Linked DNA regions of Homo sapiens: region 2 is linked to region 1. A link is a loop called in an ENCODE intact Hi-C map of the cell type or tissue named here. Cell type or tissue: A673. All regions are shown on one strand. Each heading gives the region's core, and the rest is flanking DNA. Links, peaks and the distances in the headings are about the cores only. Region 1 overlaps RAB3C (RAB3C, member RAS oncogene family). Region 2 has its middle 14 kb from the start of GAPT.

Region 1 (16,935 bases), core at 5,178-13,177:
ATTCTTTTTCTGGGATTTCACACATTTTCTTATCATTGAGGTCTGTTACTTGAGAATTGCTGTTTTTCATTGACAGTGTCTTGTTTCCTTGCTTTCTCATGTTTGATGTGTCCCTACACTGATTTCTATGCACGTGGTAAAGTCACTTCTTCCAATTTTATGAAGTAGGTTTCATATGAATGAGTTTTAGGGTATTGGTTTGGTAGAGTACATTGGCTTTGCTTCTAGGTGGATGCAACAGTGTACTCTCCATGTAGTTTCTTCAGCTATAATCCATACTAGTAGCATAAGCAAGTTTCTCAGTGGTCTAGGCTGAGAGAGTCTGTGGCACCAGTGGTGTGGCTTTGTAGGATTGGGGTTGCTGGGCTGTTTCTCAGGTTGGAGGCATATATATGCACACAGTGTGCTAGCTAACTTGGAGTCACTGGGGTTGGAGCTATGGTACTGTTACTCTTGCCACAGGCACAAGCATGCAATTGCTTGTCTGACCTAGAATTGTGCCTGCCAGGAGTGGTCCGTGGAACTATTTCTCAGGTCTACATGCAGGTGCAAGGCTCTTCAGTTGGCCTGGGGGTATGCCCACCAGGGGCAACCTGCAAGGCTGTTTCTTAGGCACTGATGGAGAGTACAGGACCATTGGGTAGGCCACAGCCATGTCTGCAGGGGGCAGGGGGCAGGGGCACTGCAGGGCTATTTCTCAGGTCCTGAGCACGGTCACATAGCGACTTTGCTGGCCAGGGGCAGATCAGCTGCTCAGAGACTCAGGTCCTCTCCCATTTAGGGGAGGGCATGTAGCAGTTTGGCTGGCTCAAGAGTAGAGTTGCCCTGGGCAAGATTGCTATACTCTTCCCCCAGCTGAAAGTGTAGTGACAGGAGTTGTTTTCCCTGCTGTGCAGGACCAGAGTCATAGCTGATTCTGGGCCCAGGCTCTGCACAGCTGGGGTTGTGGCATTCAGCTACCTGTATCAGCTTGTTGGAAATAAAATGGAGTCCCAGTGCTGGAGAGGTGCAGTAGATACTGGCCCCCAGAGAAGGGTGGACCCCAGAGGTAGCTCTGGTCTCAAGATGGTGCTATGCTGCAGAAGCTTGGCTCACAGGGGTGTGAGGTATGGGGAGTGCAAACCTTGTGCTCCTGCTACAGGGCAATACAGCTGCATGAATTCCTAGCGGCTCTCCAAAATGGGCTTAGGGTTTGCAAGAGCTTTGGGATTCTCCTCTTATAAGGACTGTAGGTGTTTGTGGTGGCAGTGGGGGCTGGTGGGGATCATTTTACATTTTCTCTTCAGTGGAAAGTCCTTCCTAACTCCAGGCAGATCTGATCCAGTTTGGATAGACAAGTCTGCAGAGATTGGGTGCTTCTACACAGCCCTATGGTGATTTCAAATCACCCTATGTGTGTCTGCAGTCTCTTGCTGCACTTAGCATTCTCCCTTTGACAAATCGTAGCTGTCTGTTCCTTGCCTTGGTCCTTTTCTACTCATGTATTTCTTATCCTATTGAGCTCTCACTATGTGCCAGGCATGTGATGTTAAGGGATACCATTGAGTAAGTACAATGCTCTTTATTGGGATACAGAGCAAGTAAACCTGTATACTCAGCCAACTCAATGCAGGCATCCTCTCATTTCCCCATTGACCATACTGGGCAGTAAATAATCTCAATCCTTGACTCTTTTTTTCCTTGACTTCACACAAATCAACTCCATTTTCTTTTAATGGTTTTACCTTGAAATTTTTATCATTTATTAGACTACTGATAAAAGAGAAGTCTTACCCTCCATCTGAGAAATTTGGAAGACACTCTAGTCCCTTGATGGATTTTGAGAAGTGTGCTGTTCTCACCAGAAAATCGTTTGTTCATCCTATCTTGGAGTGAATTCCTTCTGCAGATGGCTAATCTCATGGACTTTGTGGCACTTACTTAATAACTTTATTCTCAGTGGATGACTTTTTCTTGTCTCAATCCCAAATCCCAAAGATATACTCTCTTTGATGCCTGTAGGCACCTGCTTTCAGCTGTGTACAGACTGACCCATGATATTTCATCCGTGTAAGCCATTAGAATAGTTTTCTCCACTAAATCTTGGTACTATGCCCTATTGTCTCTATTTTACCCTTAACTTTACTTAACTGGCATTTGCATGGCTTGGCTTTATTTGACAAGGAAGTAGCCATCCTAAGAAAGATTCATCATCATCTCATCCTCTGCCTTGAGAGTTCAGTGAAAAAGCTAGCTGCTTCTGGAGAGAGTTCCTTTTCCATATTCAAACTTCATCAAGACAAGGGATGATTTAATTACGACTTTCAGAATTTGTCACTATATAAAGTAAAATCATTTGTATGAAGCTTCACATAGTGTTCTGTGTCTAGGCTGTGTTACTATTGAAAGGAGGTAGATATAGACCTCGAGAAGAATTTCTTGATTTTAAGAATTGGCAGATATTAGTACATATTAGAAAGGATAAGAAATCCCAAGAACTTGTAAATGAAGCCAACAGCTAGTGGAACACTGCCAAAATATAAGAAGATGGACATTAGGGATGTACAAAGGTTAAGAGTGTGGACTTTAGAGTCAGATTTTAGATCTTGTCCTGGTTTACCAAGTGTGTGACTCAACCATTTTCGCAACTGTAAAATGAGCCTTGTAAAGTCATCTACTTCATGGGGCTGGTTACAGGATTAGAAAATAAATGCAAAAAGGCCTAGCGTAGTATGTGCATATAGTATGTACTTAATAAATGTTAGTTACATTTAAGATTCCATATCCTTTGATATCACAATGAAATTTCATTCATTTGGGCCCTAGTAATTAAAAATGTATTACACTATTTGCTCTATTTCATATGTATCCTCCACAGCAAAAATAACTTCCTAATTGATAATGCATATGTTATTGTAACCTGAAAATCCTAAACAGACAGAAGTTATCAATGTTTTTGTTGACAATTCATAAATAGGCTGAGCTGGAAATTGTCTCCTTTATCATTGAAAGCCTATTGAAATGTTAAGAAGTTACAAGGTTATATTTAACCCATTTCAGAGAAAAAACTCTTTTAAAACACTTAGCACTCTTTGCATATAAGCAGCCACTCTGCCAATCATAAATGATCCTTATCTCTTTATTAAAACCAATATGACAGAACATTGACTTCTCAGCACTTTAATAGTTCTTAGTTCAGGTGTTGAAGTGTAACGATCTTGCATTTCTTCAAATTTTTTCAGAAATATGTCTTTCCTTGTGAGTAAATAGAGCTGGTTTAATTTGTTTTATATCATAAATTTCCCACAGGGCAAAACCAAAACGATATTTTGTGAAATTCCATGCTTGGTAAACTCCATCTAAAAATGATATGGCTGACAGAATTGTTCACTGGTTTAGTCACGTCATAACTAAAAACAAAGGAAAAGTGATTCTCTTTCTCTCCATTTCCCCATTAACCCCACTACTTCTCCCAGCCAATTAACAGAAATCTATTCTTTAATTAACCCTATAAATATATACACCTACTATATACCCACAAAAATTTCAAAAGTTAAAAAAAACCTTTTAATTAGCCAACATCTACTGGACACCTGCTCATGCTGGGCACTATGTTACTATCTCTAGAGATATGGAGAAGCACAGTGGAATGTACATTCTAATTGCGGAGCAAAACACACGTAGTATGGAGGTGGTCAAGGAATGAGGGGTGTTTGCTTTTGGATGCAAAGTTTCTTTCTGGGGGGTGATGACAATGTTCTGAAATTAGATCATGGTGATTAACCTTTGTACATCCCTAATGTCCATCTTCTTATATTATGGACCAGGATTTGTTAAGGCCATAGACTGACCATTGCATAGTTTCAGAATTCTAACAGAAGTAGGAAAATGCTACCATCTGGTCATGCCTGGCTAAAGACACAGACTCAGGGGCTGAAATACCATTTTTTTAGTAGCACTAGCCTTTGGTTGAGCTCCTATTCTTGCTTTTCTACAGCTTTGGTCTGCAATTTTGGCCCTTCTTCAGGCAAATTGATCAAAAGCCTTACCTCCCACTTCTCTTCCTAAAGCCTGTCTCTGGGCTGGGGCCCAGTAGAGGACGAGCTAATATGCCAGTTTGTCCTGCTGCTCAGCAATCCCTACTTCTGGCTCAAATGTCACCCACCCGGTAGCAGAATGACCTTTCCTTGCAGTTCTGGCCCATCCAGTTCCACAGGAAAGGGGAGACAAGACATTGCAACTGTAACTAGAATCTGGAAAAAGAAGATTTTCTCATTTAGGAGCTTGGGAATAGAAACTTAAGAACAAATCACAGATTTTTAACAATTGGAGATGAAAATAATTTATTGCAGTGTGACTTTAGTGGCTATTTCCTCTCTACAGAAAAAAAAATATCACTTGTGATTTTTCTTTCAAAGTAAAGTTTAAAAGATCAGAGTGCCCCAAGCGATGTTTCCCTGGGGTTAAAAAAGGAGCAACAGTGCCGCAGAACATCTCATAAAAACAAATGGCATTTCACAATATGGTGTAGCTATTGATGGGTGGAAATGAATCAAGTGTTTCCTGTAAGATTGTTGTAATGCACTGGAGAAAGCGGGGGAAGAGGTGGTTAAGTGTGCAATACTGTGATTGTGATTATTACCATTAACACAATGCAGTCACATGTGGAATGGAGTCCCCTAGGGTGCTCTGACGTTCCAGTACTCTTCAAGCGCCAGAGTGACATCCTGGAGCCTGCCACCTCAGTGAGCAGCACACTTCTGGCCTAAGGCCCTGCTTGCTGCCCTGTGGGTATCAATGTGAAAAGGCCTCAGCCTTCTCTGAGGCTTCCTTTGCTCTAAGGACCTCCTGGGAGCAAAGTGGACAGAAGAGTGTCGGCAAATCAGGCCTGCGCCACAGCCAGGAAGTGTGGGTTCATGTTCTTCACGTGCACCGGAAGGTATTAGAATGCCCTCCTTGAAAAGCAGCTGCTCTTTCATCTCCATTGAGACCAGAGCAAAAAGGATTAGATTTAAACACCTGTAAGAAGGGTTCTTGTTGAGCATGGGAACCATTTTGTGGTAGGGGATTCTGCCAGTCACCAGAATGGTTTCCCCAATCGGCCATGGGGTTTCTCAGAAAAATCTCTAAGGGCAACGTACATTCTCATTCATTTAGGACAGTGATTCTTACTATATATATATATATATATGTGTGTGTGTGTGTGTGTATATGTATATATACATATATATACATATAGGTATACATATATGTATATATGTGTATATATAGTTTTATAGAGGTATAATTCATATACCATAAAATTCACCCATTTGAAGTGTACAATTCAGTGGTTTTTAGTATGTTCACAGGACTGTGCCACCTTCATCACAGTCAATTTTGGAATATTTTCATAACCCCAGAAAGAAGCCCCCTGCCCATCAGCATTCACTCTGCCTTTTCCCTCACTCTCTACCCCAGCCTAGGAAGCTACTAATCTGCTTCCTGTCTTATAGATTTACCTATTCTGGGCATTTTTTATAAAATGGTCTCATATGAGATATGGTCCTTTATGTCAGGCTTTTTTCACTTGGAATACTATTTTCACTGTTCATCCATGTTGTAGCATGAATCAGTATTTGTCTTTTTGTGACTAGCTTATTACACTTAGCATAATGTCCTCAAGGTTCATTCATGTTATAACGTGTGAAAATTTCCTTTCTTTTAAAATTGAATAATATTCCATTGTTTATGTATAACACATTTTGTTTATCCATTCATAGGTTGATAGGCACTTGGATTAGTTCTACCTTTTGGCTATCGTGAATAATGCTGCTCTGAACATGGGTGTACAGAGGAGGGTAAATCTTAACCTTAAATGTGCGTAAGAAACCTCCCAAGGAGCCTGTTAAAAATGCATATTCTGAAGCCCCATACACCCCTCTTGATTCCCATTGTTCAGTATGTGTAGAGTGGAGTTCAGAAACTTTTAAGCACTTCAGGTGATTTGCTCTGTCACCCAGGCTGGAGTGCAGTGACGTGAACACTGCTCACTGCAGCCTTGACCTCCCAGGCTCAGTGGTCCTCCCACCTCAGCCTCCCGAGTAGCTGGGATTACAGGATTGTGGCACCACACTCAGCTAATCTTTGTATATTTTGTAGAGGTGGCGTCTTACTATGTAGGCCAGGTTGGTCTTGAACTCCTGAGCTCAAGCGATCCTCCCACCGTGGCCTCCCAAAGTGCTGGGATTACAGGTGTGAGCTATGGCACCCAGCCCATAATTTAGGTGATTCTAATGAGGGTGAACCTCCAATCCTATGAAGTCAGGGTGTAGAATCACAGCCGTTTGTCACTAGAGTGTAGTCTGGCTTACACTGCCTCTCTCTGCTTGCTCTTTCAGTGTCCACCATGAAGAGGACACAGGTTGGCTTTTGCTTCTGCTCCTCTTTCCTCAGCATAGCTAACATGTTTTATCAAACAAAACCTTTCCAAGCTTTTATTTGGTCCCTAACATCAGGTGAACCTGAAGGGATTAGTGTCCCGCTGTACCTGTAGTGGTTTTTGGAAAGGGTAGGAGTGACCCTTTCAGGATCAGGCATGAGGAAGCCTACAACAGAGATGTGCTGGACCACAGTGCAAAGCTCATGCATCTCACGAACAGTGCCGCCTGCCTCTGCCAAAGAGATTAGAAAGGCTTTGTTAAGGGAAGGATGAGAAAGAATGATCAGAGTTTCTACAGTTAAGTGAAAGGCTTCACTGATTTGCTGATGAAGAAACCTACATGAGCTGAAAATACTAATTCTGGATGATGTAGTCTGAGAGACAGGTGTTCAAGGCTGTAAGCTAAATCAGTAACTTATTTATCAGGAGGTCTTTGTCAGACTTCACAATCGGCTTGCTGTGTGACTTTGGGCTACTTATTTGATCTTGCTGAACCACACTCTTCTACCCAGTAGATTGGAAGTGATCTTCAAAGTTATAAGACTCTGTTTCTGAAGTATCATTGATCCAGCTTCCCACTGACGTTGGTGTGTACGAATGGGAGATTAAAGATTTCTCAGAACAAGCTCAAAATACTGAGAACTGATCTCAAAATACAGAGATACTGGGAGGTAACAGCCATAAAATCTGAGTTAGTGAAAGAACAAAGGCTGTAGTGGTTGCATTAGTGGTTATAACTTAGGCCATGAGCTTTAAGCACCCATGGGCACACACAGTTGAGGGCATGAGCATCCTCATACACAGGTGATTGAATGAAAAGACTGATTCGCTTGGATAGAAAATCAAGCCCCACTTGATTTTCTAAACATCCCTGTACCCCAAATCTAAACTACTAAATGCTAAAATACTAATGATATTGATTTTGATCCTGAATATCTTATTTTATGACAAACTTATGACAAGAGATCCCAGCATATCTGGTCAATGAGAAGCACTTTAATTTCCAGAACCTTTATTTATTTATTTATTTGAGATGGAGTCTCGCTCTGTCACCCAGGCTGGAGTGCCAGTGGTGCGATCTCAGCTCACTGCAACCTCCACATCTCAGGTTCAAGCGATTCTCCTGGCTCAGCCTCCTGAGTAGCTGGGACTACAGGCACATGCCACAACGCCTGGCTAATTTTTGTATTTTTAGTAGAGGCAGGGTTTCGCCATGTTGGCCAGGCTGGTCTCGAACTCCTGACCTCGGTGATCCACCTGCCTCAGCCTCCAAAAGTGCTGGGATTACAGGCATGAGCCACCACACCCAGCCTCCATAAATTTTTATATCTATAAATCTAGAATTCTGTATAGAAATACAGCTGTCATGATGACCATCTTGATGAATCTTGAGCAGTGTAAGATATCAGAGTACTTTTGGAATCACCAAGAAAGATTGTTTCATTTGGTTTACTGGCAGTGTTAAATCTAGTTAATTATTTTCTGATTATTTAACTTGATGAAAGTTTATGGTATATTGTGATTGTTAATTAACATAGGACTTACAATTTAGCCAAAACAAAATGGTAGCTTACTTTTTCAGTGTATCTGGAGAAGCAGGAGAGTGTACAAGTTAGTAGTTCATGTTCCAGCTTTGCCATTTACTAGCTGAGCAACGAAATACTTGAGCAAATTACGGAGCCATTTTCTGCCTCTATTTCATCAGTAAATTGGAGAAAATAATGGTACCTACTAATGGATAAAATGAGTTAAAATGTATAAAATGCTCTGAATAGTACCTATTATATAGTAATCATTCAACAAATGTTAGTTTATTATTGCTATTGTTGTTATCATAGCATTTTCTAGTTTGCTTGGCACTTATGCCTATCTTTTCTCATTTTAGCCTCATGATAACCCTGTAAGTTAAGTAAGGCAAATGTCATAAATAAGGAAATTAAGGATTTTTTTTAAAGTGACTTGTTCATGGTCCCAAAGCTAGAAGTGTTGCTAAGTGGGGCTAGATCCCACATCTTTTGACTGATAATCTATCTCTCACCATATCATGATGTCTCCTTCTCAGCATGCTGAATAAATAGGTGCCATTATTTCTGGCACATTGTCTCTTTAATAGCCACATATTCTTAGGGTTCCAGTTAAGGTTGAGAAGCTGAGATCATGTTGGCTTCTGAGATCAAAGATAATTTTACTGACCTCAAATTGTATACCAATATGATGATAGGGTGTTGAGATGCCCAGGGTAAAGGAGTCACATTTGATAAAACCTTGTGTGGATTATCATCTTTTCATAATGGCTAAATCTTTTATGATACCGTTCAAGCTCAGTGACTTCCCAAATCATACTAATAAGTACAAGAAGTGTTAGCAAAAGAGATGAAAAAATTGAACTTGTAAATGAGACCTTTGTACCAAATTCTTGGATGTTTTTTCTTCAAAGGCTCATTCAGGGATCTTGAATTCTTCAGTGGGTTCTTGGTATCTTATGACATAAAGCATCCTCCCATTAGGTCTGGGAAAATCACCACAAGCATGCCAATAGTTCTGATATCTTAGCAACAAGGATCTTGCTTAGATCCATGCTTGCCTTTCCCCAAATCTGGATTGAATTACTGGAAGTTGAACGATCTAGCTCTAAAGACTGCACAAACATTATAAAAGAGAGCTCTGTTAACACCAGATGGCCTTATCTGCAGATTTTTAAAATGTAGACTATAAGAGAGCCATATAAGCATTGTCCAGAGAGACAAAAGGAAAGAAAAATACAAGCCACAATGGTTTGAAATATCCAGCTCTATTTTATAGAACCTTGACTCTACTGATGTTCTTCAACCCCAATCCTGCAGTTATTCATGTGGATTTTAACGAGAGTAGCTAGTGAAATTCAAGCTCAGATGTAGTCATTGAACCAAATAGTATAACGACTAAGTTGGAGATTTTAACTCACGACACTTGCCTTTTGTTGTCTAGCTTCAATACTATTTAAGAAAATAAGTATTTCTAGGTTATTTGAGGGATTTTGACATGGATGCAAAATATTAATCTGTTCTTTTTCCTTTGGCCCCAGGAGCTGGGATGAAATCACATGATTTCATCATTTTGAATCCATGCGGCTCCTCTGAGATAGGGCCAGATGTAACCAGAAGGATTTATAGGGTGTAAAATTCAGAATGGATTAGAAAAGCCTTTCTATGTTCAGCCCAACACATCCTAAATCAACGTCCCCTGAATGGACCAGAGCAATCTCTGGCTGGCCTAGTGGGGAGGTTGTCATGGCAACTGACTGGCAAGCTCAGCCAGTGGAATGTGAATGCAAACAATAGAGTGATAAGACTGTGTACAGAGCAGCATACTAAGGCTGCTTCTGCCCAGGTACAGTGGCACATAGGTGAAAGTGTGAAACTGTTGCTGCATTTTGTAACTTCTTAACAATCTCTGGCAGCTCATTTGAAATTTACCAAGTGCCCTTTCCCAGATGTTGGTAAAAACATTCCTGCTGATAGATAACAGAAGCTATGGAAAAATCAGCACCCAGCTGATAGGTGCAGAGGTATACAAAGCCCTGGAGGGCTGTTGGAATAACACTACTCAAAAATTTTCTGAAGGAGGTTGAAGCAGGTTTAAGGTAAATCTTATGACTCTTCAGTGCCATCTTGTGTCCTTTTAGATACTGACAATTTACTAGAAGCCCACTCTCAGACCGATCATTAGGCAGCAGCAGGGCAGACATGGAAAAGTTAGAGCTGGATTATATTGGAGCTTGGTATTCCCTTTTACAGCAGAATATGCACACCAAGCCTTCTGAGCTTTAAATTGATTTAAAAAATTGAAATTAAAAATTTTGGTAGAATCTGGAAATAAAAACAGAATAAGATGCCAAATAATGCCATGAAAAGATTGCAAGAGTCTACATGGTGCGCTAGGGGTTGAGGGAAGGGATGGAAAATCTAGATTTAGTGTTGAAGATTCTTACAGATAGATTTGGTATTGAGGATTCTTACTGTTGTCATTACTAACTCTTGCAATAGAATATTTTTAATCTATTCAGTCATGCTGATAATGCAAATGAATCAACAGAGAAAAATAAAATGTGAACATCACCAATTCCACTTTATAACTCTTTTGTTCATGGTTAATGGAGTAAGAGATGGTAGCATTTGCTTAAATGGTACCTCATGCCCACCTCTAATCTCTTACCTACCCCAAACCTACCACCCACTGATGTCTCACCATCACCTCATCACTATTGAAAGCCATAATCAAGTCCCATTTAATTTCAGAAATGCAAAATAACCAAGATGTGTTTCTGTGTGTTTCTTCCAGGGTTTGAGTTTTTTGAAACAAGTGCCAAGGACAACATTAATGTCAAGCAGACATTTGAGCGCCTTGTGGATATCATCTGCGACAAAATGTCAGAGAGTTTGGAGACTGATCCTGCCATCACTGCTGCAAAGCAGAACACGAGACTCAAGGAAACTCCTCCTCCACCGCAGCCCAACTGTGCCTGCTAGTGTCCCCGTGCACACAGGCAGCTCCAGGGGGCTCTGGTTGCCAACAAACAGCATTTGTAAATGGTCTATTAGCCTTCATTTATACTGCCTAACAATTATTTGAAGGAATAAATTGATGTCAATGGCTCGTACGCATTCAATTCTTGGGAGCTTTCCTGTTTAATATGTGGCAAATATGTGATCTTAAATTTATAAGGACTATCCATCTATAAACATCTGGTACCTGCATGTGACTTGTTATTTATTTGTCTGCTAGGCTCTTTTTGTTTCAAATTTGTTCTCAGACTACTTCTGGGACATCAGACTATAATCTCACTACAACTGGCTTTTGTCCCATTGATTCAAATTATGCTATTCACTTGTAGGAATGATGACCAAGGAATTGCTTGTGTGTGTGTGTGTGTGTGTGTGTGTGCACGCATGCCCGCATGCGTGCAGAGGAAGAAGTCACAAGACTTCATTTGCTTTACTCTTAGTTGAAAATCAAATGGAAGTTTTTCTCATGATTAGGGACGCTGTCACGAGTCTGGTCAGTTTACTGTTGGGAACTGTGTCTTTATTTCACTGTTATTAATAACTGAGATCATTGGCCTATAAAGAAATTGAAATGTTGTTTTTAAGGTCCTTGCAATTTTCCTAAGTCATTAATATTACCTGACTGGGGCTATTTAACAATAATCTTCGTTTACACATTTAAATAAGCAAGTATCTACCCAGGACTGCTTTTTCCACTGATCCTTCCCAATTCTGTGAATATTCAACATCATTGAACAGATTGAGACATATCTACTGAATGCCAGTTATGCAACAAGCATTTTAACCAAGAAGGGTATGAGTAGCTATGGAATTCCAAGGTCCAAGCCCCCTTATTTTTCAATGACTTGCCTTCCCCAACCCCCATAATGCACACCACCACCACCATCACTTTCTGGAACCATCACCAACTCTTGGACTAGAGCTTATGTTGAAGCTTGTTAGGGCTCCTCTTTCCGTAGGATGTAGACTTGCCTCCCCAAACACGGCCATCTTCTCAAACCTCAGCTAAGTTCTTTTACCTGTTTAGATGCTATTTAAATCAGATTTCAAAGGGTCCCCAGTTGAGAAAAAGGAAAATTTTAATCTTTAATCATCTTTTTAAGTCCAGATGTTCATAAATTCTAAAGCATATTCCTATTACGTGAATGCTTAAGTTACACAGGAAACATTCTATAACTGTAGTATTTCAATTTCAGAAATATTTAGGATCCATAGCAATTTAAAAGAGGGAGGAAACCACTGGAGCATTCTAATTTTGTATCACAAACTTCCTAAAGGACCTATATGAATAAAGAGAAAACAACAAATCCTACCAGCTGTACAGAGAGCAACAGGGAAATTTGGCCTCTGTATCACTGTCCAGCATTATTTAAAGCTAGGATTTAGGAAGGAAGCAGGAATTATTTGGCAGATTTGGAAGGATAGTTTCGTTAAGTGAACTTTCTACTTTTTTGGTGGTTATGTCAAAGAATTTTTTTCCTCTTCTCAAAAATAGAGAGGCTTCCCATGAAAGTATTGGATGCAAATGAAACAGGCATACATCTAAAGATATCTTTGGAGAATAAATCCTTACAAGTCACAGAACTAGGTCACACACATTAGTAAGTCAAAAGTTGGAAATTAGGGGAGAGAGCATTTGGAATGCTTTAAGCATTTCCATGTTATTTCTCACCTTCCTAGTTGAAGATCCACTAATCAGTAGTACATTTCTACTTTGGTGCCCTACAAAGCAAACCTTAGCATAGTAAAGACAAGAAAACATTAATGTTTTATTAGTTTTTAATGGGGCAACCAACTTCAAAATCACAGGAATTACAGTGACGGGAGAGAAAGAAGCAGGAGGCATAAAAACAGATTTGTTTGTAGCAGTAGTCTGTTTGTACAATGTTATAATATTTCTGTAACTTGGGCCAGAATGTGGCCATGTTAAATGATATAGCTATTAAGCTCACTTTTACAATCTAAAAGGAACTAATAAAGCCAGGAAACCCTTCTCATCCTCCTTCACAGCCCTCATCCCACACATAGATGTAAAAAGCTTAGAAAGAATATTCTGATGGCTTTTTCAGAAGGAAGGACCTTGATGTGTGTATTGTGGTAAAATGAAAAGCAAAATGAGACAGTATTTAAAAGTGAAAGAGCAGAGTTTTGCTCTGCTGAAAACCCCTTCCCTGAAGAACTGATTGCTGTTGAAGTTAATTGGCCCTTAGATGGGAAGCCCTAAGCCAAGCTCCCACTTACACAGTGTCAAACATCCCGAAGTGGAAACATTTTATGCCAGTCAGGGGAGAGACAGGCAACAATAGCCCAAATGTCATTGCCAAGAAACATCTGATACTTTCTAATTTCTAAACCCCAATGGAAGTGAGGCCTTTTTCATTGATTCTCAGTTCTGAAACTCCCACCCTGTTAGGATTTCCATTCCAAATAATTCAATGAGAGGTTTCCAGAGAAACAGTCACAGAGCTCAAGAGAAAGAACACTTAAATGCTCCTGCTGTAATTGCATCAAAAAATCCGGGTTTTAACATCAAATTTGGCAAATGGTGGGACCAACCCAAGGTTAACTAAGTGGGCTTTCATTGGCATTGAGCTATGTTACTTATAAATTATAACACTATAGTTCCAAGGTTTTTCAGCCTTTTGGCCAACACACACACACACACACACACACACACACACACACACTATACCATCATCTATCAATAGTCTAAATACATAAATAAATGCAGGTCATTTTTATCAATGGCCTAACTAAATTTATATTTAAAAGAACAAGACTTTTAAAAAGTACATACTCCTGTTGGTTTGTAAGTTATACACATTTATCTCTTGTCTTTGATTTAATTAAATTAGTGTTTTAAGTATGAATTTATTTTCCTTTGCTACTCATTACCTGACCACTTTCACTCCTCTAGATACCCTTAGGAATAAACCTGAACTGTTCCAAATCGATTCTTCCAAGAGCTTTGGTGTTGGTACCTTCCTTTCTTTTCCTAATGCAACTGAAAAATTAGACTGAAAATTATTTGACTTAAATAGCCATCCTCAGAGTGAATCAGCATTTCAGTTTTTGGAGATGGGGATGGAAGTAGAAGGTGCACAAAGCGTCCTAAGATGGCAGTTTGAATGTTAGCATCGCATCTACATGCTCATAAGAGGAATTGCTTCAGGACAATGAATCAGTTCATTGTTGCTGCCCCCAGTGAACAGCTCCAACTGCCTTGATGAACTTCTAATGACTGTGAAAGCTAGGAGGTTCTTCTAGTTCCTCCTTAGGGTCACTTGAAGTTCAGTATTTTTTTGCTGCCTGGTAACTAAGTGCTAAGATTTTTACTTGGAAAGAAAACTATGACAATGCCTTCAGTTGTAGCAGAAAGTTGTGGCATTGTGATAATAAACAAAATCTACAAAGTTACAACCCAAATTATACAAGACATCAAAACACTCAGTAAACAAATATATATATTTCACCTACTTAAATCTTATTCATATTAATTATAGGCCTTTTGTTTAGTACACTGGTTATTTTTTAAGGAACCAATTTAAACTTTCAATTTTAAATACATCTATGCTGACGATAGACTTTCGGGTATATACAACCTTCTTCTTCTCTTTTAAAAGTTAAATACATTCCACTATTAACTGAACTTCCATGAAGCAACATTAATTTTAGAGCATGGTAGTCCATAATCAGTGGTTCATTGTGATGTGCTTTATCCAACATGTATCTTAGTGCATGGTTGAGGATGTACTATGTGATATTTTAGTTAACAGTGTGGCATTTGTGGGACTATATTAAAAGCATATCCAAACTACCAAGCTATACCAAGCTGAGGTAGGTAACACCTGCATGTGAAAAACTGTGATATGAATCTTATTTATAAAAAAGTCATAACTAAAACCCTTCTAGACCAAAAAGTTACTGTGTGTTTGTTAATAATCTTCATAGTACTACTGGAATGCTCAATCAGTTATTTTTGGTGTGGCATACTTCAGAGCTGGCCTGTCCGTCTGAAGAACCCTTTCTCTCACAATTACAGTTTGCATGACTAGAACCCGGAACTCTGTTCCTTTGCGTGTATAGTCACTTAGTGTGCTGTCCGGGTGCCACATGAGCAACTACACCCATGTGGCCTTTCTGTCACTCCCTGGAAAATGCAACCTCTACAGCTCTGCTCAGCTCTGCCTGTGTGCATTGATTACCTTCGCTTTAGTAGTTTGCCTGTAAAATGGTGAAGTCTTTCTGATATGCTGAACCTTTGAGCCAGCTTTTGGGAGTTCTTCATATTTTAGGTGAATTTTTGACCAAAGTCAATTAAAGACATAAACCTGTTTTATATCATGGAATTTACTGGGCCAAATTAAGTAAAAGATGAAGTTTATGACCAGAATAAAAAAGCCTTTACCCCTGCACAGCACTGTATCTAAAGGGCTCTAGGTTGTAGAAATATAGTACCCCCTAACAGGGAAAAACCAAGTTGGGGGATTTATCTAAAATGTATCTACCTATTGTTACTGGTATTTCACAAATAATTTTTTTCTTAAAAATATTTACAGAAATGCTTGACACTCCGGTCAAATAATATTTCCCTTTGATAGATTGAAATATTTGCTTTTAGATTACACATACAGTGCTGCCCTTCTCAACAGTCACTCACACGCTCACTCGCCTGTACAAAGGTATCAGGCAAACACTGATACTTTTTTTTAAGAAGGCAAAATTCCATCTATGGTGCTTTCTCAGTGCTAGGGAAAAGGGAGCTTTTACTATGTTCCAGCTATAACTCACATCTTACTTATAAGGTCCATAAAATCGGTTCTTCACACTGATTTCGTTTGATTAGTCTGTGCATGTAATTAATTTCCTCCAAACAGAGAGAGTGGAGGGGAAATAAATTTTGCAAGCATTCTAGATAACAGAAATGAGTCATTTTAAAACCTCACTCAGAGCTCGAGTGTTAAGATCAGACCATCTAGCTAGTGGACAAATTGAACTTTCTATTTGCAGTTCTCTTTTACTTTCTGACTTTCTTTTAAATTACTGCAGTTTTTCAAAACACTATCCTCATGGAATGACAGGACCAAGAATAGAAAATGAGACTCAAATTTCACCATTTACTTCCCATCAGCAACCATTACTGGTGGAGTTTCAAACAGTCATTACTTGCTGAAATGAGGTTTGAGGTTACCTGTGTATTTCATTCACCTGTGTTAATATTTCCTTCATCGTGGACAAGTGAGAGTTGGCTGTGGCTTTATTTCTTGAGGCAAATTATTTTGCATTCATGTTATTTGGGGCTAGGTATTGCTTAGGTTCGTGAATGCTGTTCTTACAGACACAGATGGTACCTGAGCCCCTCAGACACCTGCCCTTTCAGGGACGTGAGCATGACTTACATCTGTCAAGTGGTTCCATACTTCTTGTAAAAGTAAAGTTTGGGTATTGTTTGCTGTATCAATATGATGGCTTTCCATGCATTGTCTCATTATCCCTAGGATACGTGCTAAAGGAAAACTGTCCTGTAATTCCTGTTAATATATTGTTAATGTCAGACGTGATGTGATACCGTTAGACTGTCCAAATGTACAACAATTTAATGGTGTTTGTAGAACTGATATGTCTTAAATGTTGCATGAAATATGTTATAAAAATAGATTTGTTTTCTATTTTCAACACCTCAGAATTGAGGGTTCATGGGCCAATAAGTGCAATATTTAATGACTCACTCAGTGTATATAAACTAGTATGAAAGAGTGAATTATAATGAATGTGTGAGATGCTTTGATAGCTGTGTGACTTATTCAAATGATTTTCTTGTAGCTGTATTTGTCTAGTGGTGCAATTTATACAGTAAATATCTTATTGGTGTCATGTAAAACCCCTCTGTGCCTACTTCAAAATACTTTTTTCTTATAAAACCAAACATTTAGTATCTGGAAATATGTGTCAATTTTATCTCTTAGAATTGTGGATTTTATTGTCAAGACA
Region 2 (16,935 bases), core at 5,279-13,278, 370 kb before region 1:
TAGTCTAGGCCCATTCAGACAACAGAAATAGGAAGTACATTTTTTATTTTTTTATTTTTAATTTTTGTGGGTACATACTAGGTACCCATATTAATAGGGTACATAATATATTTTGGTACAGGGCATGCAATGTGTAATAATCATATCATGGAAAATGGGGTATCCATCCCCTCAAGCATTTATCCTTTGCATTACAAGCAATCCAATTATGCACTTTTAGTTATTTTTAAATGTACAATTAAATTATTATTGGCTATAGTCCCTTTTTATGCTATCAAATACTAAAATGCTAGGTCTTATTCATTCTTCCTATTTTTTTTGTTCCCATTTACCATCCCCACCTTCCCCCCCGACCCCCTGTATCCCCCCACTACCCTTCGTAGCCTCTGGCAACCATCATTCTATTCTTTATCTCCATGAGTTCAATGAGTTTGATTTTTAGATCCCACAAATAAGTGAGAACATGTGACGTTTGTCTTTCTGTGCTTGGTTTATTTCACTTAACATAATGACCTCCAGTTCCATCTATGTTGTTGCAAATGACAGAATCTCATTCTTTTTTATGGCGGAATAGTACTCCATTGTTTATAAGTATCACATTTTATTTATCCATTCAGCTATTGATGGACACCTAGGTTGCTTCCAAATCTTGGCTGCTGTGAGCAGTGCTTTAACAAGAGAATGCAGATATCTCTTTGATATATTGATTTCGTTTTGGGGAGGTATATACCTAAAGTGAGATTGCCAAATCATATGATAGCTGTATTTTTAGTTTTTTGAGGAACCTCCAAACCATTCTCCATAGTGGTTGTGCTAATTTACATTCTTGCCCACAGTGTATAAGACTTCCTTTTTCTCCGCATCCTTGGCAACATTTGTTACTGTCTGTCTTTTAGATATTTGCCATATAAATGGGTGAGATAGTTTTGATTTGCATTTCTCTTGGTAGTTTTGATTTGCATTTCTCTGTTGACCAATGATGTTAAGTACCTTTTCATATGCCTGTTTGCCATTTGTACATCTTCTTCTGAGAAATGTCTATTGAAATATTTAGCCCATTTTTTAATTGGATTACTAGAGTTTCCTGTGGAGTTATTTGAGCTCCTTCTATATTCTGGTTATTAATCCCTTGTCAGATGGGTAGTTTGCAAACATTTTCTCCCATTCTGTGGGTTGCTCTTCACTTTGTTGATTGTTTCCTTTGCTGTGCAGAGGCTTTTCAACCTGATGTGATCCTATTTGTCCATTTTTTGTTTGGTTGCCTGTACTTGCGGAGTGTCACTCAAGAAATTTTTGCCCAGACAAATGTCCTGCAGATTTTCTCCAATGTTTTCTTTTTTCTCTCTTTTTTTTTTTTTTTTTTTTTTTTGAGACGAAGTCTCACTCTGTCACCCAGGCTGGAGTGCAAGGACCCCGATCTCGGCTCATTGTAACCTCCACCTCCTGGGTTCAAGTGATTCTCCTGCCACAGCCTCCTGAGTAGCTAGGATTACAGGTGCCTGCCACCACGCCCAGCCAATTTTTGTATTTTTAGTAGAGACAGGGTTTCACCATGTTGGTCAGGTTGGTCTCGAACTCCTGACCTTGTGATCTGTCTGCCTCGGTCTCCCAAAATGCTGAAATTACAGGCGTGAGCCACCACTCCCAGCTGCAATGTTTTCTTACAGTAGTTTCATAGTTTAAGGTCTTAGATTAAGTCTCTAGCCCATTTTGATTTGATTTTTGTGTAAAGTGAGAAATAGGGATCAAGTCTCATTCTTGTACATATGGATACCCAGTTTTCCCAGTACCATTTGTTGAAGACACTGTCTTTTTCCTAATATATGTTCTTGGCACCTTTGCCTAAAATGAGTTCACTGTAGGTGTGTGGATTTGTTTCTGGGTGTTCTATTCTGTTCCATTGGTCATTGTGTCTGTTCTTATGCCAGTACCATGCTGTTTTAGTTTCTATAGCTCTGTAGGAGGTACATTTTTTAAAATCAGGGTTTAAATTGGTATTTATTGGTTCAAATTTGGCTTATAGAATTTTATTTAATTCTTTTGAATTTTTTTACTATCTCTTAAAATGAATAATAATAGTGACCATCATTTATTTGCTTTATCTATATACCATACACAAACCGATTTCAAAATAACAATACCAATATCATTATTAACAATAAAACTATTGAATTTAAAGCCCTTTCTGTCCTTAGACTATATAGCTTTACAAGAGTTTTCAGAAAGAATACTATTTTCTAGATTCATCTAATTATTTCCTCTATATGATTATGTTAGATTTTGATATATAGTGTCTTCTTTTAATATTTTCAATTTTATGGATTTTTTGGAACATGTAAAATATTTACATACTCAAGTCAAAATTGCATAAAAGTATACTCCAATAAGCCTGGCTTTCATTTCTGGTCACTTAATCCTATTTATGTCCCCACCCCCACTCCTAAACAGTAAGTACTTTCATTAGTTTCTGGTCTACCTTCCAGTGTTTGTTTGTGTTTGTTGTTGTTGTTGTTGTTGTTGTTTTCTGCAAACATAAGCAGATCCACCACTCTACCTCTGCCTATTTACTTACCAGTATGCATGTATATTATACTTACATAAATATACTTTTATTTCTCCTTATTTCTCCTCCTTTCTCACACACAAGATAACATATCTATTAGTCTCTCTGCATCTTCCTGAGGCTCATTCTTGAATCACTCAGAAGTTATTCAGAGACAGAAGGGCCTGTTAAAAGACTGGGATTTTGCCCTTGTGTTAGTTCACTTGGACTACTGTAATAAGATATACAGATTGGGTAACTTATAAACAATAGAAATTTACTTCTGGGACAGTCGCGGTGGCTCATGCCTGTAATCCCAGCACTTTGGGAGGCCAAGACGGGCGGATCACGAGGTCAGGAGCTCGAGACCATCCTGGCTAATGTGGTGAAACCCTGTCTCTACTAAAAATACAAAACATTAGCCGGGCATGGTGGCAGGCACCTGTAGCCCCAGCTACTGGGGAGGCTGGCCGAGACAGGAGAATGGCGTGAACCTGGGAGGCGGAGCTTGCAGTGAGCCAAGATTGTGCCACTGGACTCCAACCTGGGCGACAGAGTGAGACTCCGTCTCAAAAAAAAAAAAAAAAAAACAGAAATTTACTTCTCACAGTTCTGGAGGCTGGGAAGACCAATATCAAGGCGCTAGCAGGTTCAGTGTCTGGTGAGAACCACTCTATGCTTCCAAGATGGCACTGTGTTGGTACATCTTCCAGAGGGGAGGGAAGCTGTGTCCTTACATGATGGAGAGGCAAAAGAAAACAAACTTGCTCCCTCAAGTGCTTTTATAAGGGCCCTAATCCCTTGAGGGTACTACCCACATGACATAACCACCTCCTAAAGGCCCCACCTATAAATACTATCACATTCACAATAAAGCTGTAACAGAGGACTTCTGGGGGACACAGTCAGACTATGCGTTATCCAGTGCAACTTCAAGGAAGAGATAATTAGGTTGTTGGTGCTATAGTTAAATTTTATCTCAGACTACTGGGACTTGAAAAACACCTTTCCACAAAAATTATAGATTTTATTATCATGCTGACTATGGGGTGAAAGTCTGCAGTTAAGTGTGAGATCTTCAAATAGAAATATCTTGTTGGTGCTTTTATTTATTTATTTATTTATTTTGAGATGGAGTCCCACCTTGTCATCCAGGCTAGAGTGCAGTGGCATGATCTCAGCTCACTGCAATCTCTGCTTCCCAGGTTCAAGCTATTCTCCTGCCTCAGCCTCCTAGGTAGTTGGAATTACAGGCACGAGCCACTATGCCCAGCTAATTTTTCTATTTTTAGTAGAAATGGGGTTTCCATGTTGGCCAGGCTGATCGTGAACTCCTCACCTCAGGCAATCCACCTGCCTCAGTTTCCCAAAGTACTGGGATTACAGGCATGAACCACTGCAGCCAGGCATTGTTGGTGCTTTTAAATGCAAGAAAGAATCAGTAGATTTCTCAGCTTTACCTAGAGGTGATCATTAGATTTCTGAGACTGAGTCAATTCTCCAAGAGAAAAAAATAAAGAGAAAAAACAAGAGACTGGACTCAGTGGCTCACACCTGTAATCCCAGCACTTTGGGAAGCCGAAGTAGGCAGATCACAAGGTCAGGAGTTCAAGACCAGCCTGACCAACCAACATGGTGAAACCCCGTCTCTACTAAAAATAAGAAAATTAGCCCAGCTGTAATCCCAGCTACTCAAGAGGCTGAGGCAGGAGAATTGCTTGAACCCAGGAGGCAGAGGTTGCAGTGAGCGAAGATCATGCCACTGCACTCCAGCAGCCTGGGTGACAGAGCAAGACTTCATCTAAAAAAAAAAAAAGAAAAGAAAAAAAAAGAAAGAAAAGTCCCTTTGAATGAGGATATGCACACCTCTGAAAATGTTTCAAGGCGTACTGGGCTCCACAGAGACTTCTAAGGGAATTAGTTTACAGATAATCAGCTGTTACGTATTCTTTTCTAAAACTGATCTGATGGTACCACATGTCTGCTTTTTCTCCTTTCCCAATTTATTTTCCACAATTATCCTTCTTTAATTTAAAAAATGGAGGGCATACCTTTCACCCACCCATCCATCTGTTCATCCATCTATCCATTCATCCATCTATTCATTGAAACATACAATATTTTTCCCTGGTGCATTTTTTCACTAGCTATAAACACCATTTGAGCCCCAAGAACAAAGGGAAAATTTGAAACTGTAGAGTTTCTTTAAGGAATATTAAAGTGCATGGGTCTTACTTCCTCTGAGTGACAAACCTATAGCAAGACTTCCTGCTTCATTCTTTGTTTTGGTTTTTTTTGTTGTTGTTCCTTTCTTTTTTTTTCCCTCAAGACAGAATTTGGCAACAAGATGGTTGTCACAGATACGGGTATTAGCACATTTGTTTGAGTTGAAACACAAAGTCATATTTTCTGATTGATTAGTTTGACAATGAAGGTTATGTTTGTCAATTAAATTATAGTGGAAGTTGTTCATAAATTGAAAGTGCAGCTCCATTGTTTTGGGCAAAATATATTTAAGAGGCACATATAATTTTCCCCATATCAGATATATATTTTATTACTCTTTGTAGTAGTCTGTTCTCAAGCTACTAATAAAGACATTCCCGAGACTGGGTAATTTATAAAGGAAACAGGTTGAATTGACTCACAGTTCCACATGGCTAGGGAGGCCTCACAATCATGGTGGAAGGCAAATGAGGAGCAAAGTCATGTCTTACATGGCAGCAGGCAAGAGAGTGTGTGCAAGGGAACTCTCCTTTATAAAACCATCAGATCTTGTGAGACTTATTCACTATCATAAGAACATCACAGGAAAGACCTGCCCCCATGATTCAATTACCTCCCACTAGGTCCCTCTCAGGACATGTGGGAATTATGGGAGCTACAATTCAAGATAAGATTTGGGAGGGGACACAACCAAACCATCTGATTTCACCCCTGGCCCCTCCCAAATCTCATGTCCTCACATTTCAAAACCAATCGTGCCTTCCTAACAGTCCCCCAAAGTCTTAATTCATTTCACCATTAACTCAAAAGTCCACAGTCCAAAGTCTCATCTGAGACAAGGCAAGTCCCTTCTGCCTATGAGCCTATGAGCAAGTTAGTTACTTCCTAGATACAATGTGGGTACAGGCATTGGTTAAACACAGCCATTTCAAAAGGAAGAAATTTTCCAAAACAAAAGGACTACAGGCCCCATGCAAGTCCAAAATCCAATATGGCTGTCATTAAACCTTAAAGTTCCAAAATGATCTCCTTTGACTCCATGTCTCACATCCAGGTCACACTGATGCAAGAGGTTTACTCCCACAGCCTTGGGCAGCTCCACCCATGGCTTTGCAGGAAACAGCTCCCCCGCCGGCTGCTTTCACATCTGGCATTGAGTGTCAGTAGCTTTTCCAGGCACATGGTGCAAACTGTCAGTGGATCTGCATTCTGGGGTCTGGAGAATGGTGGTCATCTTCTCACAGCTCCAGTAGGCAGTGCCCCAGTAGGGACTCTGTGTGGGAACTTGCACCCCACATTTCCCTTCCCATTGCCCTAGCAGAGGTTCTTCATGAGGACCCACCCCTACAACAAACTTCTGCCTGGACATCCAGGAGTTTCTATACATCCTCTGAAATCTAGGCAGAAGTTCTGTGTGCCCACAGGCTCAACACCACTTGGAAGCTGCCAAAGCTTAGGGCTTGCACCTTCTGAAGCCACGGCCCAAGCTGTACCTTGGCACCTTTAAGTCGTGGCTGGAGCAGTTAGGATGCAGGCCATCAACTCCCTAGGTTGCACACAGCAAGGGAGTCCTGGGTCCAGCCTGGGAAACCATTTTTTCCTCCTAGGCCTCCGGGCCTCTGATGGGAGGGGCTGCTACAAAGTCTCTCACATGCCCTGGAGACATTTTCCCCATTGTCTTGGTGATTAACATTCAGCTCCTTGCTACTTATGCAAATTTCTGCAGCCAGCTTGAATTTCTCCTCAGAAAATGTTTTTTTCTTCTCTACTGCATCATTAGGCTGCAAATTTTCCAAACTTTTGTGGTCTGCTTTCTCTTGAATGCTTCACTGGTTAGAAATTTCTAACTGTCTTTTAGATACACTAAATCATCTCTCTCTGGTTCAAAGTTCAACAGATCTTAGGGCAGGGGCAAAATGCCATCAGTCTCTTTGCATAGCAAGAATGACCTTTATTCCAGTTCCCAAAAAGTTCCTCAGTTCCATCTGAGACCACCTCAGCCTGGACCTTGTTGTCCATACTATCAGCATTTTGCTCAAAACCATTCAACAAGTCTCTAGGAAGTTCAAAACTTTCCCACATCTTCCTATCTTCTGAGCCTTCCAAGTCTCTAGGAAGTTCCAAACATTCCCACATTTTTCTATCTTCTTCTGAGCCCTCCAATCTGTTCTAACCTCTACCTGTTATGCAGTTCCAAAGTCACTTCCACATTTCAGGCATCTTTATAGCAGCACGCTACTCTACTGGTACAAATTTACTGTATTAGTTTGTTCTCACATTGCTAATAAAGACATGCCTGAGACTGGTAATTTATAAAGGAAAGAGGTTTAATTGACTCACAGTTCCACATGGCTGAGGAGGTCCCAGAATCATGGCAGAAGGCAAATGAAGAACAAAGTCATCTCCTACATGGTGGCAAGCAACAGAGTGTGTGCAGGGGAACTCCCCTTTAGATCAGATCTTGTGACACTTATTTACTATCATAAGAACAACATGGAAAATACCGACCCTCATGATTCAATTACCTCCCACTGGGTCCCTCCCAGGACACATGGGAATTATAGGAGCTACAATTCAAGATGAGATTTAGGTGGGGACACAGCCAAACCATATCACTCTTTAATCTTATGACAAAATCTACATGTCAACTTAAAAGTGTGTGAAGAGGTACATAATTTTCAAAAGTATTTTATTAGGGAGTCCAGTAAACAAAACATGTAAAGTCCTATGAGTCAGAAGATAGGAAGGGACAGAAAATAACCAGAAAATGTCAGAGGCATAAAAGAAAACCAGAAGAGATGGCAGGAAAGACTCCAGGAAGTAAAGTGTAAAACATTGCAGGGAGGTCAAGTAGAACAATAATTAGAGGGTAATCTAATCTGTGTGAATGCAGTTTCTGTAGGTGGGACAGAGTGAACAGTCTATTTAGGTCATTCAAAAAGTTGGGAAGTGATGGTGATGAAAACTGAGTTCTATCTAGAATATTATCCAGCAAGATCATTGGGGTTATAACTGCTTAAAAAAGAAAAAGCACTTCAATATGTTGAAGAGTGAGGACTACTGAAGGAATATGATCTGGGGGAATGGGCAGAAGGAGAAAAATTCACCTTTGGGACAAGGAAGACAGCTGTTCTCTGAAGCTGGCAATGAGAAGAGGAGTTTGGAGACAGCTGAAGAGGAAGGAAGAAGCCAGAGCCTCCACCACAAGGTGACCATCTTCTCAGTAAAGCACAAAATGAAGTCATGTGCTGAGAGTAGCTATTTGGGTGGAGAGCAGAGAAGTAGTGAAGGGACTATTTGGAAGAACTTGCCAAGAAATCCGTAACAGAGGATTTGGAGAGAGGACCACTTCAGGATCATTGCTCATCCTAGCTTTCTGGTGAGTTTTTAAAGTGAAATTTTATCAACACTTCACTTTTAAGGTTTCTATATTTGTCCAGTTTTCTATAGTGAAAAAGGAAGAAATAATTTTTTTTTTAAATAAAGGCTCCTCACACTCACCAAAGAAAAAGATCAAGGAGGTGTGGACAAACAGTGTCACGAGCAAGCTCTCTTGGTACTGTAACGTAAAGGAAGAGTTTATTGCATTTATATGGAGTAACTCAATGTTTTTTAGTTCATTTGATCAGTCTTAAGTGCTTATAGAGATGTCCTTTTAAATTATCGACTAGTACTTTCAGGCAGTCTATCCATAGCCAAGCAAACCAGCTGAAAGGGTCAGCCATTCAATCTTGCTTAAGTTGTATTGGTCCAGAGTATGATGGTTTCTAAAAATCAGCTTCATAGAAATCATGTTTATAACAAAGACACTAGTAACTGGGCATATGTACAAAAATAGGGGGTGAGAAAGTAAAAAACAAACGAAAGAAATCAAAAACAAAACTACACACACACATTGCCAAACCAAGATTTTTAAGCAGCAGAGGGCAGCCTTCTCTTAAGTTTTGGTTTTAAAACATTTGCTCCCAAAGCAACCTGGCCCTTAACTTCTACAGTAATTTTTTTTTTTTTCTGCAGGTGATATAAACAACACTGGGCACTAGTAAAGTGAAAAAGACAGATTTCTAATCAGTAATATACTATAGCAATGAGGAAAAGAGCCCAGTGTGAACTGTGGTCAAGTTTGATTTGCACAAAGTTGACTCAGCATCTTAAGGGAGAATGAGGGAATAGGGAGTGAGTGAGCAGAGGCTCAGCAGAGCCAGGAAAGGGAAAAAATTACAAAAAGCAGGAAAAGGGGAGTTGCTCCATGTGAAACCCATCTGAGTTTGCTACTGACATGATCAAAGTTAAGCTCCTACTCTTCCACAGAGACTAGGAGACAAGGGCTCTATCTTCAGGTGTTGGCTGGAACAAACAGTGGATTCTTTTGGTAGCTTGAGGTTTTTTCAGGCAACACTTTAAGGGGCAGCTAGGGTCATCCTAGGGATGTGGCCTTGAGCTGTGAGAAACTGTTAGCGTTTGTTCCAAGTCTGCATAGGCCAAGGCTGGTACCTAGTAGAGAAAAGGCCCAACAAAGCCTGGGGAGAGTTTGGTCAAGAAGAGAGTCTTAGTCACAGTGGAGAGTATCAATACTAGTTTTATTGACAAAAGCATAATTCCACCATTTCCTTCTACCAATAGGATAATATTAGTGCTTCTTTATGACTTATTGACAGTAATTCTGCTTAGGGGCTGCCTTAGGTCCTCAACAGAATTTGGGAGACAACTTGAGAAATAGTTATTATCTTTCTCTTAAGGGAACTCTTTGTCTTGCCCTTATCCCTTTAAACAACCCTCAAGAATTGAAGTGGTCACTTGTGTTTCTCCTATCCAGCATCCCTTCCCCTTCTTATAGTCAAAATGTCATTGCTAGCTGTTGGCAAACCATGCTTTGGAGTAGGGAGGACTTGTTGGCCTCATTCCTTAGCTTCAGGGTGGGTGTGTGAGCCTGGCTCAACCCATCAGAGCATCACACATCTCTAGCCACAGGATGTTCCAACAGTTGGCTTGGAACCTGACTCAGGCCAGTGACCAACTCTAGGACTTCTGGAAGTGTAGAGAAGACAAGCATTCTTGCTACTATCCTGCCAGTGTATGGAGCCTGGAGCTGTAGGGACTTCCTAGAGGAAAGGGTACCAACCAGAAAAAGGAGAGACCAAGACCTGATGACATTTCTGAAACCCTGGATCCAATCATTTCATGTTTGTTTTATGTTAGTTTATTATGAAATATTTCAGATATTCAAGAGGATTATTATAATGAATACCCATGTACTCTTCAGGCAGTTTGAGAAATAAAAGATTGCCAATGAAACTAAGTAAGCACATAGACTCTTTAGTTAGATAGGTCAGTAAATCCACTTTGTGTAAGTCAGTTTGAGTTGTGGCTCTGTCCCCTGAAACAAAAGAACTCAAACGGAGTTTATATGTATGCAATAAAGCCTGTCCAAAAGACAATCTAGAGGCAAAGTGTAAAACTAAATAAATATTAAATGAATCAACCAATCAAAGCAAAGGGTATCAGAGAGTTTTTGTTGGAAATAATGCACCCTATTCCAGCTAACTTTGCACCTTTTTTTTTAGATGGAGTTTTGCTTTTGTTGCCCAAGCTGGAGTGCAATGGCACCATCTCCGCTCACTGCAACCTCCGCTTCCCAGGTTCAAGCTATTCTCTTACCTCAGCCTCCCAAATACCTGGGATTACAGGTGTGTGCCACCACGCCCAGCTAATTTTTTGTATTTTTAGTAGAAATGGGATTTCACCATGTTAGCCAGACTGGTCTTGAACTTCTGACCTCAAGTGATCCACCTGCCTCGGCCTCTGAAAGTGCTGGGATTACAGGAGTGAGCCACTGCACCCAGCCAACTTTGCACCCTTTTTAAACCTGAGGTCCCAGTGACCCTGGCCCCTATACTTGCCTACAATTGTCTTGTCTTGACATTCTGCTGCCTGAATCAGCTGAAAGCCCTTTTTATTCCACAGAAATGTTCTTTTTTGACCAAGCCTAAAGGCCATACTTAGAAGCAGAAAATACGAAACAACCCCTGGCTCTGACCTTGTCTCCATCAGCCATCCAGTGTCTGGTCCACACTACAGCCCTGCCAGCTTCCTGACAAGCTGTGCATTTCTCATGGCACTTTCCACACCTGTTCTGCTGACCTCGGAGCCCCCCTGAATGGGCTTTGTAATTTCTCAACAAGCTGGTCTCAAAGCTCAGTGTGGATTCACTTCTCCTGAGAGCCTCATCAAAGAGTGGGGATCTTGCCATTTCTACACTATCCAAGCCTGCACTTGCCCTCTAGTTTTCCAAAACAATTTACAGGCACACACTTAGATGATCAAATTCTTAAAAAGAACAAGGATGATGAACAAAAAGAAACCAAGATGATGGTTACTCTGGAGACGAAAGATGAGAACATCATAGGGTGGGGCAAATTGGGGTTTCCAAAGTAGTGGTGATTTTTCAATTTCTTTACCTGAGTGTACTTATTTGTTATTCTCTAAACTATATAGGTACATTTGTATGTGTGTAAATATTTGTGTGTATATATATAATACACATACAAGTGCTGCATATGCTGTGTGATGTGTATTTATGTTTAGCACCATAAAGTCTATTATTTTAGCCCAAGATTACTCTCCAAGAATAATCCCTATTTTTTCATTTATTAATAAGCAACATTTATTGAACCCCTTTTACATGATATGACAGACCCTGATAAATCAGACAGCAGTGAACAAAAAAGACATAACCCATCTTCTCATGAACTTAGCACTAAGTTTAGGAGGGATAAGAGTAACACAAAATATCAAAGTATTAGATAGTGCTACAAGCTATTATAAAAATGGAACAAGTTGGTATGAAAGTGAGCATCAGTGTGTGTGGGGTAACAGGGAGTGCCAGCATGTGCAGGGTGACAGTGAGAGCATGTGCGGAGATGAGAGCGACAATGTGTGTAGGGGTGACGTGTTTGTGTGTAGGGCTAACTATGATAATCGGCATAGGCATGAAGTGAGAGTATGTGTAGGGGTGACAGTGAGTGGCAGTATGTTTAGAGGTGACAGTGAGTGAGTGTGTGTAGAGGTAACAGTGAGTGGCAATGTGTGTAGTGGTGACAGAGCATGTGTAGCTGTGACAGGGAGTGACAGTGTGTGTAAGGTGGCCATGTGTGACAATATATATGGGGTGACAGTGAGAGACAATTTGTGTAGGGGTGACAGTGAGAGTGTGTGTAGGTATGACAGTGAATGACAGTATATGTAGGGTGACAGTGAGTAAGAGCATGTGTATGGGTGACAGTCAGTGACAATGTGTATAGGGGTGACAGTGAGAGACAATGTGTGTACAACTGACAGTGCATGAGAGAATGTGCAGGAGTGACAGCAAGTGATAATGTGTGTAGGAGTGACAGCATGTGTAGGGGTGACAGTGAGGGGCAGCATGTGTAGGGGTGACAGTGAAGGACAGCATGTGTAGGGGTGACAGTGAGTGACAGCCTGTGTAGAGGTGACAGTGAAGGACAGCATGTATAGGGGTGACAGTGAGTGACAGCATGTGTAGGGGTGACAATGAGGGATAGTATGATTAGAGGTGACAGTGAGGGGCAGCATGCATAGGGATGATAATGAGGGACAGCATGTGAAGGGGTGACAGTGAGGGGCAGCCTGTGTAGGGGTGACAGGAAGTGACAGCATGCGTAGGGGTAACAGTGAGGGGCAGCATGTGTAGGGGTGACAGGAAGTGACAGCATGCGTAGGGGTAACAGTGAGGGGCAGACTCTATAGGGGTAACAGTGAGGGACAGTATGTTGGGTGACAGGGAGTGACAGCATGTGTAGAGGTGACAGTGAGGGGCAGCTTATACAGGGGTGACAGAGGGGGCAGCATGTGTAGGGGTGACAGTGAGTGATAGCATGTGTAGGAGTGACAGCGAATGACAGCATGTATGGGGTGACGGTGAGGGACAGCATATGTAGGAGTGACCATGAATGACAGCATGTGTAGGGGTGACAGTGAGGGACAGCATGTGTAGGGGCAACAGTCAGTGAAAATGTGTAGGAGTGACAGTGAATGACAGCATATGTGGGATGACAGTGAGGGACAGCGTGTATAAGGGTGACAGTGACGACCAGCATGTGTTAGGGTGATAGCAAGTGACAGCATGTGTAGCGGTGACAGTGAGCAAAAACGTGTAGGAGTGACAGTGAATGACAGCATGTGTAGGGGTGACAGTGCAGGGCAGCATGTGTAGGGGTGACAGTGAGTGAAAACATGTAGGAGTGACAGTGAATGACAGCATGTGTAGGGGTGACAGTGCAGGGCAGCATGTGTAGGGGTGACAGTGAGTGAAAACATGTAGAAGTGACAGTGAATGACAGCATGTGTAGGGGTGACAGTGAGGGACAGTATGTTTAGGGGTGATGATAAGGGGCAGCATGTGTAGGGGTGACAATGAGGGACAGTATGTTTAGGGATGACAGGGAATAATGGCATGTGTAGAGGTGACAGTGAGGGGCAGCTTAGGTAGGGGTGACAGAGAGGGGCAGCCTGTGTAGGCGTGACAGTGAATGACAGCATGTGTAGGGGTGACAGTGAGGGACAGCATGTATAGAGATGACAGGGACAGCATATGTGAGGTGACAGTGAGGGACAGCCTGTATAAGGGTGACAGTGAGGAACAGCCTGTGTAGGAATGATAGTGAGTGACACCAAGTGTAGGGGTGACAGGGAGGGACAGCATGTGTAGGTTTGACAGTGAATGACAGCATGTATAGTGGTGACAGAGGGGGGCAGCCTGTGTAGGGGTGTCAGTGAGGGCATGTGTGTGAAGGTGAGATGGAGTGACAGCATGTGTAGTGATAACAATGAGAGCATGTGTAGGAATGATAATGTATGTAGAGTTGAGAGTGAGTGACAGTCTGTGTGTGGGTGACCATGACAGTGTGTATGGGTTGATAGTGAGTGACAGCATCTGTTGGGGTGCACTTCAAACTGGGCAGGTCACGGAAATCCTCGCTGGGGAGGGGATATGGAAGAGGAAGCCTCAGTGAGAAGGATGCAGGCATGGGAGGATTTAGGAGAAGAGCAGCATGGTAATGGGCATAGCTAGTGCAGGGCCTAAGGCAGGAAAGAACTGGGCGCACAGGAGGTGCAGAGAAAACAAGGGTCACTGGAGGCTAGTGACCTGGGGAGGACACAGGAGGAAATAATAGCAACAGGCAGCCGCCAGAGCATGGAGAGCCTTATAGCCTGTATTAGGGGTTGGGGTTTAATTCTAAGAGTATGAGTAGCCAGTAAAGGGTCTTATGCAGGGGGGCTGATGTGATCTGATTTATAATTTGGGAAATATCGCTCTGCCAGCCGAAGGATGAGGTATTGTAGCATCGCCAGTGTAAGAAGAGCAGGAAGAGGCTATTGCAGTTGTGCAGGCAAGAGATGGTGTGATGTGAGGTACAGACATGTCCTTGCGTATGCAGAGACATGGGCCGCCTCTACTTGCAGCAGCTTGCTAAGTCCAGTCAAAGGTAAACATGAGGTCGTTTCCATGATTCTGCATAATAGTAGCAAGAGTGGCCATACTTAAGCCCGGTTTTGAGCATGTCACTCCCCAACTGTGAACTGTAGAGAAAAAAAATTCTAATCACGAGCTTCATGATCTTACAGCTCAGCCTCTCATTTTTATGTCTCCTCAATTACTTATTAAAACCTCTCATACTTTCTTAAAACGTGGGCAAGAGCCCTGCTCTAGTCCGTCAATATTCCACAGTCAGGGCACTGTCTTTAGCTCAGATTGGATGGTGTGAAATAAATAGGAATTTGACTTTATCCCCTTTGGAATAAAGCAGATTTTAATCTGGGACTTCTTTACAGGAATTTAGATAAACAAAGTAAAAATAAGAGGGTAGTTCATAGTACCGCAGAGGTACTATGCACAGGCTCTAGACTCAAAAGCACAGGCTCTAGACTCAAATTGTGTGATCCAAGTTGGAATTTAAGCTCTGGCATAAGCTGTGTGAACTTGGGTTGGTAATTTAACTGATCTGTGTGTCAGTTTCCTCATCTCCAAACTAGTGAATAATACTCATCCACGTGCTTGTTGTGGGGATTAAAAAAGGAAACCCATGTAAAGGGATTAGAGAAATGTTTGACTTATGTTCAGTGCCCAATAAATGTGAAGTATTAGTGCCATTTTAACCAGTATGCAAATTCCTGGGTTCTTTCTTTTTTCTTTCTTTCTTTCTTTCCTTCCTTCCTTCCTTCCTTCCTTCCCTCCTTCCTTCCTTCCTTTCTTTTTTTTTTTTTGACACAGAGTTCCGCTTTGTCGCCCAGGCTGGAGTGCAATGGTGGGATCTCGGCTCACTGCAACCTCCGCCTCGCCGGTTCAAGCAATTCTCCTGCCTCAGCCTGCCGAGTAGCTGGGATTACAGGAACCCACCACCATGCCTGGCTAATGTTTTGTATTTTTAGTGGAGACGGGGTTTCACCATGTTGGCCAGGCTGGTCTCAAACTCCTGACCTCAGGTGAGCCGCCTGCCTCAGCCTCCCAAAGTGTTGGGATTACAGGCGTGAGCTATTGCGCCCGGCCCTGGGTTCTTTCTTTTCAGTGATATATATTCCTCTGGTGAACTTTAAGCACTTTGCAGGTTGTTTTTCTTGCAACACTGTCTCTCAAGTTCCCTTTTCATGTGAGGAAACCCAAAGTAAAGAGTTAAGTGGTTTACTGAAGAAGGTATGGCAGAGAGTCACAGAATATTAGCAGGGGACATCTACATACCCAAGGGACTTTAAAAAATACTAATGCTTGAGTTACACCCTGAGAGATTTTGCTTTCATTTTTATGGTCTGTAACCTAAGCACTCATATTTTTAAAAATTCCTCAGGAGATTCCAGTGGGCAACTGGACCTAAGAATCTTTGACTTCTTAAAATCCATTTTACAGATGAGGAAATTGAGATACTCTGTGATTGAATGACTGGCCCAAATTAATCAATGTCAGGGATAGAAATAGACTCTGAGGACAACACAGAGATAGTCTTAAAATTCTAATGCATTAATAAAAGGAGCACGTCATAGTAAGTGATACATCTCTTAAGAAAGACCATTGTGACTTTAGCCTAATCTATAGTTAATATATCCAAGGAGAAGGTGATGTCTACGTGGAAGCACAAAGCAGGTTTAGCAGGAGCATCACACTGGCTTGCCTGAGACCATGGAACATTTATGCTCTACACCAGTGCTCTCAAGTTCTGGGTGAATGTTTACCAGTGTTCATCTAAAGATGAATTGGCTTTCAAAGCATGTTTCCCATGGGAGAATAAAAGGCGGGGGCCTGATTATCAGGTCCCATTTAGACAGATCTCCCGCCCCACCCACTCTTTTAGTGTTTGTTTTCTTATTTTCTTCACCCTCTGTTTCTCCTTATCAAAATAGACTTATGCAGGGCACCATCCCATTTTGTAAAAAGAGAAGATCTAAAGCTGTTACTTTTCTCTGCCTCCCTTTCACTGATTCTCGGAATCAGTGTACACCTGAGATCATGCAGGGTCTTAAAGCAAAGGGTTTAGGGTAATATTTTTCTTTAATGAGCTAGCCCCCAAACGCAGCCACTTTGAAATGGTAATAGTGATTGACGCTCTCTGTGGGAGAAAAGTTCCTGGGAATCCAGCAGTTTTCTCATCTAGCCCGGCTACATGCGCAGTTTCAAAACATTCCTAGTTATGTAAAAATTATAATATGTGGCTGGGTGCGGTGGCTAAAGCCTGTAATTTCAGCACTTTGGGAGGCCAAAGTGGGCAGATCGCTTGAGTCCAGGAGTTCTAGACCAGCCTGGGCAACAAGGTGAAACCCCATCTCTACAAAAAATACAAAAATTAGACAGGCGTGGTGGCTCATGCCTGTAGTCCCAGCTACTTGGGAAGCTGAGGCAGGAGGATTGTTTGAGTCTTGGATGCAGAGGTTGCAGTGAGCCAAGATCATGCCATTGCACTCCAGTCCAGGTGACAGAGGGAGACCCTGTCTCAAAAAAAAAAAAAAAATTATAATATGTTGTACTATGCCTTTCAACATTTACTGAAGAAGTTGGCAGAATCAAACAATGACTTATTTGGTGTCTTATGTACTAGTTCACAGAACTCTTCTAAAATGAACAAAAAAACTTGTCATTGTAATAGTTTATGGGTTATATG

The links. Hi-C counts contacts between places; a loop is a spot of excess contacts. Peaks named below come from ENCODE experiments on the same cell type or tissue, not always from the same donor. Only the 100,000 strongest peaks of a DNase experiment are listed, where the experiment ranks them.
Region 2: a loop joins it to region 1, with 6 times the contacts of the local background. A loop is called at or near these places in 22 of 110 quality-filtered maps.

What each region holds. Positions count from the first base shown.
Region 1 is chr5:58,840,444-58,857,378 of GRCh38, forward strand. RAB3C (RAB3C, member RAS oncogene family) reads left to right here. Exons shown (of 5, transcript NM_138453.4): 5 at 10,721-16,935. The coding sequence ends at 10,908. Among named protein-coding and RNA genes, the nearest start is that of PDE4D-AS1, 190 kb to the right of the region's middle. In A673, for the core only: a CTCF peak has its summit at 10,055 (motif pointing left); a DNase peak (open chromatin) is centred at 10,028; H3K27me3 peaks cover 923 bases.
Region 2 is chr5:58,469,260-58,486,194 of GRCh38, forward strand. No RefSeq gene overlaps it. Among named protein-coding and RNA genes, the nearest start is that of GAPT, 14 kb to the right of the region's middle. In A673, for the core only: a CTCF peak has its summit at 8,663 (motif pointing right); no DNase peak of the experiment used is centred there.